3 separate regions of the Homo sapiens genome follow, and all the other regions are linked to region 2. Evidence: chromatin contacts called from ENCODE Hi-C or POLR2A ChIA-PET data. All regions are on one chromosome and are shown on one strand. The core of a region is the stretch at or near the end of the contact, and the rest is flanking DNA. Distances in the headings are between cores, read along the strand shown.

The links. Hi-C counts contacts between places; a loop is a spot of excess contacts on that map. ChIA-PET counts read pairs that join two places held with the same protein, here RNA polymerase II (POLR2A). Pooled maps may share reads with other maps.
Region 1: a map of CD4-positive, alpha-beta memory T cell shows a loop between it and region 2 (17-fold over the local background). The contact joins the promoter of VIM-AS1 here to the promoter of MLLT10 in region 2. A Hi-C loop is called at or near these places in 2 of 168 maps with a recorded cell type or tissue (CD4-positive, alpha-beta memory T cell and chondrocyte) and 8 of 50 pooled maps. POLR2A ChIA-PET finds 5 or more read pairs at or near these places in 1 of 52 experiments (activated CD4-positive, alpha-beta T cell).
Region 3: a loop to region 2 is called in a map of B cell, with 20 times the contacts of the local background. The contact joins the promoter of ARHGAP21 here to the promoter of MLLT10 in region 2. A Hi-C loop is called at or near these places in 2 of 168 maps with a recorded cell type or tissue (B cell and naive thymus-derived CD4-positive, alpha-beta T cell) and 12 of 50 pooled maps.

The regions. Positions count from the first base shown.
Region 1 is chr10:17,228,735-17,232,607 of GRCh38, forward strand. VIM-AS1 (VIM antisense RNA 1) reads right to left here and starts at 1,251. Exons shown (of 3, transcript NR_108061.1): 1 at 611-1,251. VIM (vimentin) reads left to right here. Exons shown (of 10, transcript NM_003380.5): 2 at 542-1,251; 3 at 1,916-1,976. The coding sequence starts at 689. RefSeq lists an enhancer at 836-925 and a silencer at 1,236-1,415.
Region 2 is chr10:21,531,934-21,536,085 of GRCh38, forward strand. MLLT10 (MLLT10 histone lysine methyltransferase DOT1L cofactor) reads left to right here and starts at 2,299. Exons shown (of 23, transcript NM_001195626.3): 1 at 2,299-2,587; 2 at 2,712-2,871. The coding sequence starts at 2,712. RefSeq lists enhancers at 1,868-2,581, 3,297-4,009 and silencers at 1,947-2,476, 2,487-2,556, 2,667-3,006, 3,147-3,236.
Region 3 is chr10:24,721,672-24,725,517 of GRCh38, forward strand. It overlaps ARHGAP21 (Rho GTPase activating protein 21), which reads right to left and starts at 2,216. Exons shown (of 26, transcript NM_020824.4): 1 at 1,891-2,216; 2 at 166-608. The coding sequence starts at 228. RefSeq lists silencers at 996-1,305, 1,366-1,725, 1,746-1,825, 1,916-1,985, 2,016-2,205 and 1 more and an enhancer at 1,749-2,659.

The sequences.
Region 1 (3,873 bases), core at 1-2,500, 4.3 Mb before region 2:
GCGAGGCTGCGGCGAGGCCTGAGCCCTGCGTTCCTGCGCTGTGCGCGCCCCCACCCCGCGTTCCAATCTCAGGCGCTCTTTGTTTCTTTCTCCGCGACTTCAGATCTGAGGGATTCCTTACTCTTTCCTCTTCCCGCTCCTTTGCCCGCGGGTCTCCCCGCCTGACCGCAGCCCCGAGACCGCCGCGCACCTCCTCCCACGCCCCTTTGGCGTGGTGCCACCGGACCCCTCTGGTTCAGTCCCAGGCGGACCCCCCCCTCACCGCGCGACCCCGCCTTTTTCAGCACCCCAGGGTGAGCCCAGCTCAGACTATCATCCGGAAAGCCCCCAAAAGTCCCAGCCCAGCGCTGAAGTAACGGGACCATGCCCAGTCCCAGGCCCCGGAGCAGGAAGGCTCGAGGGCGCCCCCACCCCACCCGCCCACCCTCCCCGCTTCTCGCTAGGTCCCTATTGGCTGGCGCGCTCCGCGGCTGGGATGGCAGTGGGAGGGGACCCTCTTTCCTAACGGGGTTATAAAAACAGCGCCCTCGGCGGGGTCCAGTCCTCTGCCACTCTCGCTCCGAGGTCCCCGCGCCAGAGACGCAGCCGCGCTCCCACCACCCACACCCACCGCGCCCTCGTTCGCCTCTTCTCCGGGAGCCAGTCCGCGCCACCGCCGCCGCCCAGGCCATCGCCACCCTCCGCAGCCATGTCCACCAGGTCCGTGTCCTCGTCCTCCTACCGCAGGATGTTCGGCGGCCCGGGCACCGCGAGCCGGCCGAGCTCCAGCCGGAGCTACGTGACTACGTCCACCCGCACCTACAGCCTGGGCAGCGCGCTGCGCCCCAGCACCAGCCGCAGCCTCTACGCCTCGTCCCCGGGCGGCGTGTATGCCACGCGCTCCTCTGCCGTGCGCCTGCGGAGCAGCGTGCCCGGGGTGCGGCTCCTGCAGGACTCGGTGGACTTCTCGCTGGCCGACGCCATCAACACCGAGTTCAAGAACACCCGCACCAACGAGAAGGTGGAGCTGCAGGAGCTGAATGACCGCTTCGCCAACTACATCGACAAGGTGCGCTTCCTGGAGCAGCAGAATAAGATCCTGCTGGCCGAGCTCGAGCAGCTCAAGGGCCAAGGCAAGTCGCGCCTGGGGGACCTCTACGAGGAGGAGATGCGGGAGCTGCGCCGGCAGGTGGACCAGCTAACCAACGACAAAGCCCGCGTCGAGGTGGAGCGCGACAACCTGGCCGAGGACATCATGCGCCTCCGGGAGAAGTAAGGCTGCGCCCATGCAAGTAGCTGGGCCTCGGGAGGGGGCTGGAGGGAGAGGGGAACGCCCCCCCGGCCCCCGCGAGAGCTGCCACGCCCTTGGGGATGTGGCCGGGGGGAGGCCTGCCAGGGAGACAGCGGAGAGCGGGGCTGTGGCTGTGGTGGCGCAGCCCCGCCCAGAACCCAGACCTTGCAGTTCGCATTTCCTCCTCTGTCCCCACACATTGCCCAAGGACGCTCCGTTTCAAGTTACAGATTTCTTAAAACTACCACTTTGTGTGCAGTTGAAGGCCCTTGGGCACAATGAGAGCCAGTCCTCCAAACTTTCAGAAAGTTTCCTGCCCCTTCTGGCAGGCTGCCAATCACCGGGCGGGAGAAGGAAGGAGGGGAAGGCGGTGGAGGGAGCGAGACAAAGGGATGGTCCCTCGGGGGCGGGGATGGCGGGGCTGTCCTGTAGGTCTGTGCGGCCACCGTGATTGCCCCTCTGCGCGGTGCCCGAAGTCCCGCTGAAACCTGCCGAGGGCAGCAGGTCTGAAAGCTGCAGGCGCTAGTTGCGCGGAGGTGGCGCAGCTGCTCTGGAGGCGCAGAGCGAATACGTGGTGTTTGGGTGTGGCCGCCCCGCCCCTGGCGGTTTCCTCGTTCCCCTTTGGTTAATGCGCAACTGTTTCAGATTGCAGGAGGAGATGCTTCAGAGAGAGGAAGCCGAAAACACCCTGCAATCTTTCAGACAGGTTTGTAGACTCTCTTCCCACTCGCAGCCGCCTGACCCCACCCAACACAACCCACGAGCAATTCTAAAAGTTGCTTAACTCACGTCTAAAAAGTGCAAAACTTCAGGGCTGCGCGTAAAGCCCTCTAGTGGCGGGAAGACCACAGGTTGGAGCTTCTCATGATTAGAAAAATATTAATAAAACCCCTTGAGCGATTTTTTTTTTTTTTTTGAGACGGAGTCTTACTCTGTCGCCCAGGCTGGAGTGCAGTGGCGAGATCTTGGCTCACTGCATCCTCCGCCTCCCGGGTTCAAGCGATCCTTGAATGATTTCTAAGCAGTTCCTTGGGACATAAAGAAAAATCTTTTAACTTTTTACTTTGTTTCCCAAATGTTGCACAGTTTTGCAACACATTGACCTTCTGGTTTCGAACGGTTACAATTTTAGATTGTGGTTTGCCAAAGTCAAGTTGCTTAATTTTTACAAGGCCACAAAAAGCGCAATTATGCCCTGCAGTTTAAAATGGAAAACGTGTTGGAAGATAAGAAAACTTAGTTTCCAACTGGAATGGAGCCAGCAAGTTTCTTTTCTTCTTTGCAAATTCTATTGTGTCATTAAAGTTCGATGGAAGTATCACTATGCACAACTATTTTGTGATCTAATAAGGGTGAAAAGGAGCCATCTGTCCCCTTGGCTAAGGGGTATTAATGGTTTCTATGGGCTTCACTATGGAATGTAGATACAGACATTCTGGCAAATGTGGTGGCTCTGGACAGAAATAATAGGAGTCTTTGTATTCCCAGGGAAGCTTTGCAACAGGCTACATTCTTACTGAATATGTAATGATGTAAGCACGGTTCTAATTGGACACAAGTATTTGCTAACATCCGTTATCTAATATCTGGCCCAGACTTGAGAAGTAGGTAATGTAAAAAGTTTTTAAAGCTACAAGCATACCTCACATTTTAAAAGTCCTTTCTTGATTGGGTTCTTGTGTTCTTTAGCACTCTTGCCATAAAAAATAATAACAGTAATAAACCCAAGGCTGAAAAACTGAATTTTAACTAAAGGGTTTTTGTGCGTGTTTTTTTTTTTTTTCACCAAAATTAGATGGACTTACAGAATTTTTAACTTAAAATTGGAATCCAAAAGCCAGAAGATCCCCATTATAGTTTATAGTTGTATTCCCTGGAATATTTACTGGGATTAACTGCAAAGCACTCTCAGATGAATAGTGTAGTATAACATTTTGAAACTGAAATACATTTACCAAATTAATTTAACCACAGCAATGTGTGTGGTTCATTTTAGTCCTTGAGCATTTTTGATTATCATACCTGTCATGTTTTCTGCAGTGTAGTGAGTTAACATAAAACAACATCAATACAAAAGATCCTCTGTTTCGAGATTAAGCAAAATTCCTCATTCTCTTCAATGTGATAGAATACCACATTGATCTTTCTTTGGAGGTTAGTAAAATATCTTTTATGTATTTTTCAGGGCTTAACAAGTAAAAATCAATGTTTTCATCAAGTCTGATCTTTTTGTCACCCACTCTTCATTCATTTTTCCACTAAGGTGATAGAAAAGTCTCAACAGTTTAAGACCGTAAGGCTATGAACTCCAAATATAATTGCTGACAAGATAAGCAATCCTCACGCATCCTTTTGAGAGGAAATAAAATCTTAGTTGCAAGATTACATATTCTGATTTGGAATGCTGAGCTTTTTAAATGGAAATATAGAAGGACGGCTGAATCAGCAAAAATCCTTTATGTAGTTTCATTCTTTGCAAGCTTGACCAGTCATTCTGAAACAGGCTAACTGAACTGATACAGTGGCAAGTGAAAAAGACATGCCTTTACAGGATGAGTCAAAGGAGTTTTAGAAGAAAAATCCACCAGAGAAAGCCAAGCAAA
Region 2 (4,152 bases), core at 1,049-3,548:
TTCAGATATACAAGAAAAAGTTTGATATCTGGTACAAGTTAAAATGAAAATGAGTTATTTACACTCATGTTTTTTCTTATAATTTTCATACTCAACATATGTTAAAATCAGTTTTAAATAATTTGAATTATATTTTGTGAACACTTATGTATACATCTTTAACAAAATTTGTTTCAGATACTATTGTTTATATACAGGCTGTTATGAAATAATACATTTTCCCTATTTTTAAAAATTTCTGAAACCTCTTACAAATGATACATTTTTTTTGTTTTGTTTAGGAAATAGCAAGTGTTTACTTACATTTGTTTTAAGTGTTAAAGAATAGGGCAAGGTACCCATCCTTCTTTACATACAAATTAATTCCTTCACAAGAACTAAGCTCCAATGCATTAAAAATAAAACAAATGTGTTTTTAAATAATTTAATGCATTAAGGCTTGGCTGCAGTGTTTGGGAGGGGAAGTTTCACACTGATTTTTAACTCAGAATTGCTCTATAGTAAGAGTCTGAACAGGACTTGGATATTGAGCTGGTATCCTTTGTATAAGGGTGAAGATAAAATATATGGTTAAGATACACAAGACAGTATAGTTTTGTTTGAAGCCCGTTTTAGTTTCATAAATTTTTAAGGTAGTTAAAAAATATAATTATTATATATCCAGAAATGTATTAATTGTTGTCACATCCCAAAAAAGAATTCATATTATGTAGTCTTGTAGTCACCTTTTCTAAATGCACTATGTGAATTCTCATTGTTTTAGTGTATATTTTAATTGCCATTACTTTGTATATCTCAGCTTTTAAAACATCTGAATTTGCTATATATGCTCTCATTGTGCTGTATACCTATTATCACTCTTACACAGATTTCTAGCAATTAATTTGAAATAGAAAAACAGCCATGATACCTTTTCTAACCCCCCTTTATCAGAAGAACATTTAGAAGGCTTTTAAAGCCCAAACCATTATATTATCTTTTGGCGACCGACTAGGAGAACTTGGGTTCTCTATGCTTTAGCACTGTGAAAGTGCATCTTCCAGATCAGCACATTTATAATGCGAATTGCTGATAAAGAACCATTTTGTACCTGCAAGGTATTAATCAAAAGTCATGAATTCGCCTTTTAACTGGGCTTGTCATTTAAACAATCTATGCATAATTCTGATTTCATGCGAAACTTTTCTAATTAGACATTTTTTGCTTAAACATCAATATTGGGCTTTACGGATGCATAAGGAATAGGCAGACAGTGGAAGATTTTAGTTTAAAAGTGCTCAGCATCCAGCTAATTAATCTATGCAGATAGGCCTAATCCATTTTCCATTTGTTTGTGAGGTGGGAGCTCTCATCTTTCTGCCACTTTTAAATGACCTCACATTTCCAAGTATAAATTTGGAGAAAAGACCCGGATCAGAGGAATCCTCCATCAAAACTGGACGCCACTGTCTGATGGCGTTAATTATGTTTTAGCGACTGACTAGGAGGGCTAGAGTTCCTTCTTCCTTTTGGTGTAATACAACTGCATTTTCCGGATCATCGTATTATATTGCTAATTCCGGATAAACCACCATTTGTCCTGCACACCGAGCTGAGGGGCGCCTTGGCGTTCCCTCTCCGAGTGCAGCCCTAACACAGGCTTTTGACCTTCAGCCTGGAATACACTTTCGTTTGTCATTGGGGCCCACGTAGTGCGAAAATGGGCGGCAGATTTGGTAGGACTTCCAGCGGGTGAACTTTGGGAAGAGTCCAGGACGTGAATTTAATGGGTGGAGTGGCTGCGGCAGCACTGTGAAGTTAGCGCGGCCAACTGCAGGAAGCCATGCTTCATTACACCCTTCATGGAAGCTGGCACACTCGCCCCACCCTCGTTTTCCACGGGCCAGTCTTGGAGGAAAAGGCCAGCAGGTAGGTTCCCAGGGCACGGAGATGATGCCCCCGGGGACTCCCCTCTGGCGATTCTGAGAAAACCCCTTCCCAGCCCTGGGCGTCCACCTCCCCCGCCACCTCCCAGGCCTCTTCCCGACGCTCACACGCGGCCCGCGCCACCAGCGCTGCAGAGGGCGGCCCTAACGTCCCCGCCCCCGCGTGCGCGCCCCCGCGCCCGTTCATTCCGGCCTCCGCGCGCCGCCGGCTCCCCTCGCGCCCACCCCCAGCACACCTCGGCGGCGGCGAGCGGCGCGGGGGAGGGGGACGGGGCCCCGGAGGTAGGCCGGGGGCAGCCAACAGGCCGCGGCAGCGCGCACGCAGGGCTAGCCTCGCCCAGGCCTCCTCCCTCACGCCGGCCGCAGGACGGGCGCGCACGCCAAGTGACGCTCCGAGGAGGAAGCGCAGCCCCCTTCCCCTCCCTCGCTGCCCCTGGCCCAGCGGGAGCCCCCCCTCCCCCCAGTGCGCCTGTGCGGAGGCCCTCTTGATTATGTGTGCCCTCTCCGGGCGCCCGCGTTAGCGGCCGGGTGGAGGTGGGGAGGGAAGACGCTGAGGAGGAGGAGGAGGCGGAGGAGGCGGTGGAGGGGAGGTGGGGGGAATCAGCAAGGACATGGCTCCTGACTCCTGTGCGGAACGTGAGTGACTGAGCGGCAAAGCCCGAGTGAGCGAGCGGTGGGCTGCCGGGCCGGGCGGGGGGCGCCGGGGCGGGCTCGGGGGGCTGTGTGGGGGGGAAGCACTAATCGGCTTGCATGTGTTTTTTAATGGTCCCCCCAACTCCCTCTTAGATGGTCTCTAGCGACCGGCCCGTGTCACTGGAGGACGAGGTCTCCCATAGTATGAAGGAGATGATTGGAGGCTGTTGCGTTTGCTCAGACGAGAGAGGCTGGGCCGAGAACCCGCTGGTTTATTGCGACGGGCACGGCTGCAGCGTCGCGGTGCATCAAGGTAAACACCCAACCGCCCGCCGGGGCGCGCCGGCCTGCGCCCAACGGTCACCGCCGCCCCCACCTGGGCCGCAACCGCCGGCGCCCCCGCCCCGTGCCGCGGCCGCGGGAGGGACGCGGAGGGTCCGCGGCGGGGCGCGGGGGGTGTGGGCCGCGCATGTGGGAGAAAGTGCGTGTGGCCCGGACTGTCATGTGATTCCGCTCTCACTCTCTCAAGTGTCATTCGGCCGCCGCCTGCGCCTGGGGCCGGGGTCTGCTGACTCGGCGGGGCGGGGCGGGGCAGGGCGGCGGCCGCGCCCTCGAGATCTGGGCCGGGGTGGGGGCGGGGGCGGGGGCGGGGGCGGTGCGCGCCCTTCCCGGGGTTCCCGGGGCCACGGGGGTGGGTTTGGGAGAGTGGAGCGCCCTCTTCTCCCCTGGCCTGCAGCCGCCTGTCTGCCGCAGTGTTTGGAGACTTCCTGTGGCGTGGAGACGGGCTCGGGAACGCGGCGCCAGTGTGGGGAGGCTGGGGGTCGCCTTGCCTCTTTAGATGGGGAGGGATGCGGGGCCCGTTGCACCCCGAGCCAGAAGGCTCGGGCCCTGCCGCCGCCGCCCGGTAGCTGTCTGCGGAGGAGATGGCGGAGTCCGTTGCTGACCATGCGGGAGTGGCGGGGCTGCTGCAGCGCCTGTGGGGTGGCCGCGGCAGGCCACCACCAGCCTAGGTGGCTGAAGAGGTGGCGGTGCCAAGTCACTTTTGGGGAGCCTCTTAGTTTATTTCTGGTTGTTAACAATTGATGAGGTTTTTGGATATACAAGAAGGCCGAGGACACTAGTAAGATACTTTTCTGGCCTTTGAAGTGGCCGACTTTTCCCCATTTCACGTGGTAAGGAATCCAGGACAAAACAGTCTATATTCTTTTTTGGTGGCTCCATGTCCCTTCGCATTTCTGAATCTGGCATTAAGCGATGCATATGTTTTTAGTAGTCTGTTGGAAAGGACTACCACCAAAAGGGAGACGAAAATTTGAACATCTGCTAAAGTGCATTTTGTAGAGAAACGAATGTCACACTTGGAAAGGGAGACTTTAGAAGCAGTGGTGATGATTCTGAGGTAGTGTACTTACTCTGAGAATGCTGTTTATTCCCAGACTTTTATTTTTTTACTTTTTATTTTGTTGAGACGGAGTCTTGCTCTGTCACCCAGGCTGTAGTGCAGTGGTGCCATCTCAGCTTACTGCAACCTCTGCCTCCTGGGTTCAAGCGATTGATTCTCCTGCCTCAGCTTCTTGAGTAGCTGGGATAACAA
Region 3 (3,846 bases), core at 966-3,465, 3.2 Mb after region 2:
GCCAGGCTTCTCCTCGCTACTGGTTAAGCTGGGGCGCTCCCGCCAACAGGCTCAAAGCCCCGGGAAGCCCCTAGTGAGGCCCCGTGGCCGGTAACCCCCAACTTGCAGGACGCTCAAGACACAGGCCACCGCCCTGCCGGCCAGGAACGCTGGCTCCGCGCTTACCTCGCAGGCCTTGAGCTTGTCACCATCTCCCTCAGACAGACCAGTCCGACGCGTGGCCATCATTTCATTTCAAATGACAAAGAAGGGACAAATCCTTTGGAGTCCACATTGGACGTGGCGGGGAATGCCACCACACACCCGAAGGGGAAGAATTCCACAAGCAGGCTCCGAGGAGGGGCAGGGCTGTTGAAACAGACAACGTGCCAGGGAATAAAGGTTTTCAGGAAGCGCCTTCAAATGCCTCGCTGATTTCTCGTGACTTCAACTGACTTCGCCTTCTTCTTCCATTTCTGGAGACTTAAAAACAAAGGCGACAGGTCTTCTTGGCAGCCAGTGTCGAGGCCAATTGCAGAAAGCGGTCCCCTTCTTCCCAGTGCCACTCCTGAGTCCTGGAAAAATCCGAATGGGTCGTGAAGGTTCGAGTGTCAGCTCCTAGAGAGATCCTAGGAAAACGAGAAGTTAAAGGTCATGAACTTTCTCCAGGCGCCTATCACTGTCTTGCCCACATGTCCACACCAAGTTCGCGTTTCCTCCCGAGCAAAACAAACAAAAAAAAATTTTAACGTAAACAAACAAAAAGCCTATAAATTCGAGGGGGTGTTTAAAAAAGAGAAATCTCGAAACTGCCCAGCGGTTGCGTCAAACACACCTGGCTGTTATGCAGCCTTCAAGAAAAAATGTTCCCCATTCAAGTGCATTTTAATTCATGTCTTTCCTGGGTAGAGCAGAGGGCTGTGCATGTTGTTTTCTGCATCACCCAGACAGGGACACTTCGGTGAAGTTTTCTCCCCCACGAGGCTGAAATGGGATCACACTTTCCAAGCCCCCTCTTCGCTCCCCTCCGCCCCCCAAAAACGCAAGCACAAAGCCAGCCTGGCTGGGGCCGGCGTGGGCTCGGCGGCGTCTCCGGGTGACTCGGGCGCCGCCCCTCCGCCCCTCCGCCCCGGCCGGCGTCCCCGAGGAGGCGGCTGTTTTCCTTGGCCCGCGGCGGGGCTGGGTGGGGACGGCCGGGGAGGCGTGCGCGGCCGCGGGTGGGACGCCGGCGCCGCTCCCGCTCCAGGGCATGATTCTGGAGCTACACCCGAGCAACTCTGAAGTCGCGGCTTTTCCCCCAACTACCACTCGACACGGCTTCCCTTCCCCTGTGGCCACCTAGGGGGAAAAAACGAGAAAAAGCAAACCACCACCCACCTCCCCACGATTCCCCCGCCCCTTCCTGAGGCGGGTCGGGGACCTCGAGCTCCCGAGGAGAGCGGCCCCAATATGGACTTTCTCAAAGGTGCTAGGAGCCCCGGGGCGAGACAAAACCGGGGGCCTTACCCTTCCCGCCCGCTCGGGCCCGGCGGCCGAAGCGCGGCGGCGAGCTGAAGCGGAGACGCTGGCCGGGCGCCGGGCCCGGCCGGGACGCGCTAGGCCGCAGGCTCGGTTAATATTCATGAGCGGCCCCAGGCGCCCCTCCTCCAAGGCTGGCCGGCCGGACCCCAGCGCCCACCGCCGGCCTTTGTGCCCTTCCCTCCGCCCCGCCGCCCGCCCTTGCTCCGCACACGCGGGCGCGGCCCCTCCGCCCCCGCCGGGCGCCCGCCGCGGGCTCCCTCCGGCCCCGAGCCAGCGCCCGGCCGGGTGGCCTGTGGCGGGAAGGGAGAGAGCCCGCGGCAAGCCGGGCACTCCACGGCCCGCGAGCGCAGCGCCCTCTCGGCTGAGACGGAAAAGAAACCAGACACGCACCAGAGGAAGCGGGACGAGTGGATCCGCACGGGGCTGGCCGGCTCCGGGACAGCGCGCCCCGCCCGCCCGCCCGGCGTGAGCCGGACCCCGCAGCCGGACGATCCCGCGCTGCCCGCCGCCGCCGCCGCCGCCGCCGCCGCGCTCCGAGGCCGCCGCCCCCGGCCGGCCGCTCCCAGGCACCGCCGCGACCTGCCCCGGCCGGCCCCGGGCTCTCGGCCGCCGCAGGAGGGCGTGGGGCGGGGCGGCGGCCGCCGGACTCTCCCCTCGCCTCGCCGGGCCGGGCCGGGGCCCAGCTCCGGCGCCCGCGAACGCCAAGTGACAGAAGCGCCTCGCTCCGTGGCCGCGCGGAGCTGTTTCCCGGGGGCGGATTTCTCGCTTCTTCCTCCCTGGATCCACCTCCTCCCACTCCACCTCCTTCCCCTCCCCTCCCCAGGGGAGGCTCTGGGGCTGAATATTTTCTGTCTTGAATAACACGGGACCGGGGAACCGACGCTGGAGAAGGGGGATTAGCCGGAGGCCGGAGCGGGGTGCTCGCCTGCCCCCTCCCCGTGGGTCGCGGGACCTACAAGCCCTCGCCCCCCAGCACCCCAAAACCAGGCACACAACGCTCCCCGCCCCTGCAGTCTCCCAAGCGCTGAACGGCAGCGTCCAGGGATGGGCTTGCTCCCGGGAAAGGAGACCTGGTGGTAGACGTCTGGGGTGGAGAGGGGGACAAGCCTATAACAGCGACATCTGCAGACTCCAGGGATCAAAGGTCCTAGATTGGGGGACAGGGCTTGGCAAATTGTGCCCCCACCCCTTTTTTGCAGCGGGAAGGCAATGAAGCTGCGACGAGACGTGGGACTTCCAGATAAGGGAGTGTCCCCTCACGCCTCACAGCAAAAATCTCTTCCTGTGGTGGGAAGGGGGAAGTTAGCCAAGCGTTGCTCATTCAGTTCTTTCCCTTTTATAAATTCTGCAGAGCGGCTGAGCGAATTTGGCGCGGCTAGCGGAACTGTGGAGAGGCGGCTGCGCTTCTCTGTCCGCCACACTCCAGGTCACAGCGGCTCCGGAGCCGCGGCACAACCGCCACCCTCCCCACCCAATTCCCGGGCCTTGTCACAGACCCCGGCAGCTCGCTCCGCCCCGCCGTGCCTCACAACATCTCCCGCTGCAAATTACCCAATCGGGAGACGCGACGAGAGAACGCGAACCAATCAGGGGCTGGTAAATCAGGCTTCCCTCCGCCCTCTTCCCCGCCCCCGGGTGAAGGCCACCGCCCCCTCGGCCTCTCCTTCCCACCCCGCCCCGCTCCGGGGAGGTGGCTCCCCGGCTCCGAGCCTCGCGGGGCTGGAGGGGGAGTTGCTCGCAGTCAGAGGCAGCGTTTGTCACCTTGTCACCCTCATCCTCGCCCCCTCCCATACACACTCCCCTCCCCTTCTCGGTGCTCCTGCTGGTGCTGTTGAGGGTCATTTTTATCCTCACTGCGGCCGGGGACTGCCAGCTATTGTGTCTGATCAGCTGCCACCGCTGTCCAGAGGGAAAAAAAGAAGAACAAAACCTAGAAACTGTGGAGTCCTCTTACCTTTTCCTTCTTTCTTTCTACACTCTCCCCTGTAGACTTAGAAACATCCCTTCTCCTTCCCCGCCCGCCCACCACCTGAGGTCCTGTTTCTTTATGGGGGACAGGGGAGCGGGGACAAAAAACACTCCCTGCAGCTGGAGTACCTGCGCCTTAGTTTTTACATCTTCCTTAAAGTGGAAGGTGCCAAACCAAATCTACAACTAAATCCTCCGCTTCAATTCGAGGGAAGACGTTGACGAGATCATTTTTATATGGCCATGAAATTTGCGTGTTCTTGACAGCCTGTCACCAAACAAGTCAGCTAATAATCAAGAAAAGAAAAATAGAATAAAATACAAGGACTGTATTTCAGTCAGATGGTAATTTACTAAATAGCCCAGTGGCTGTAGCAG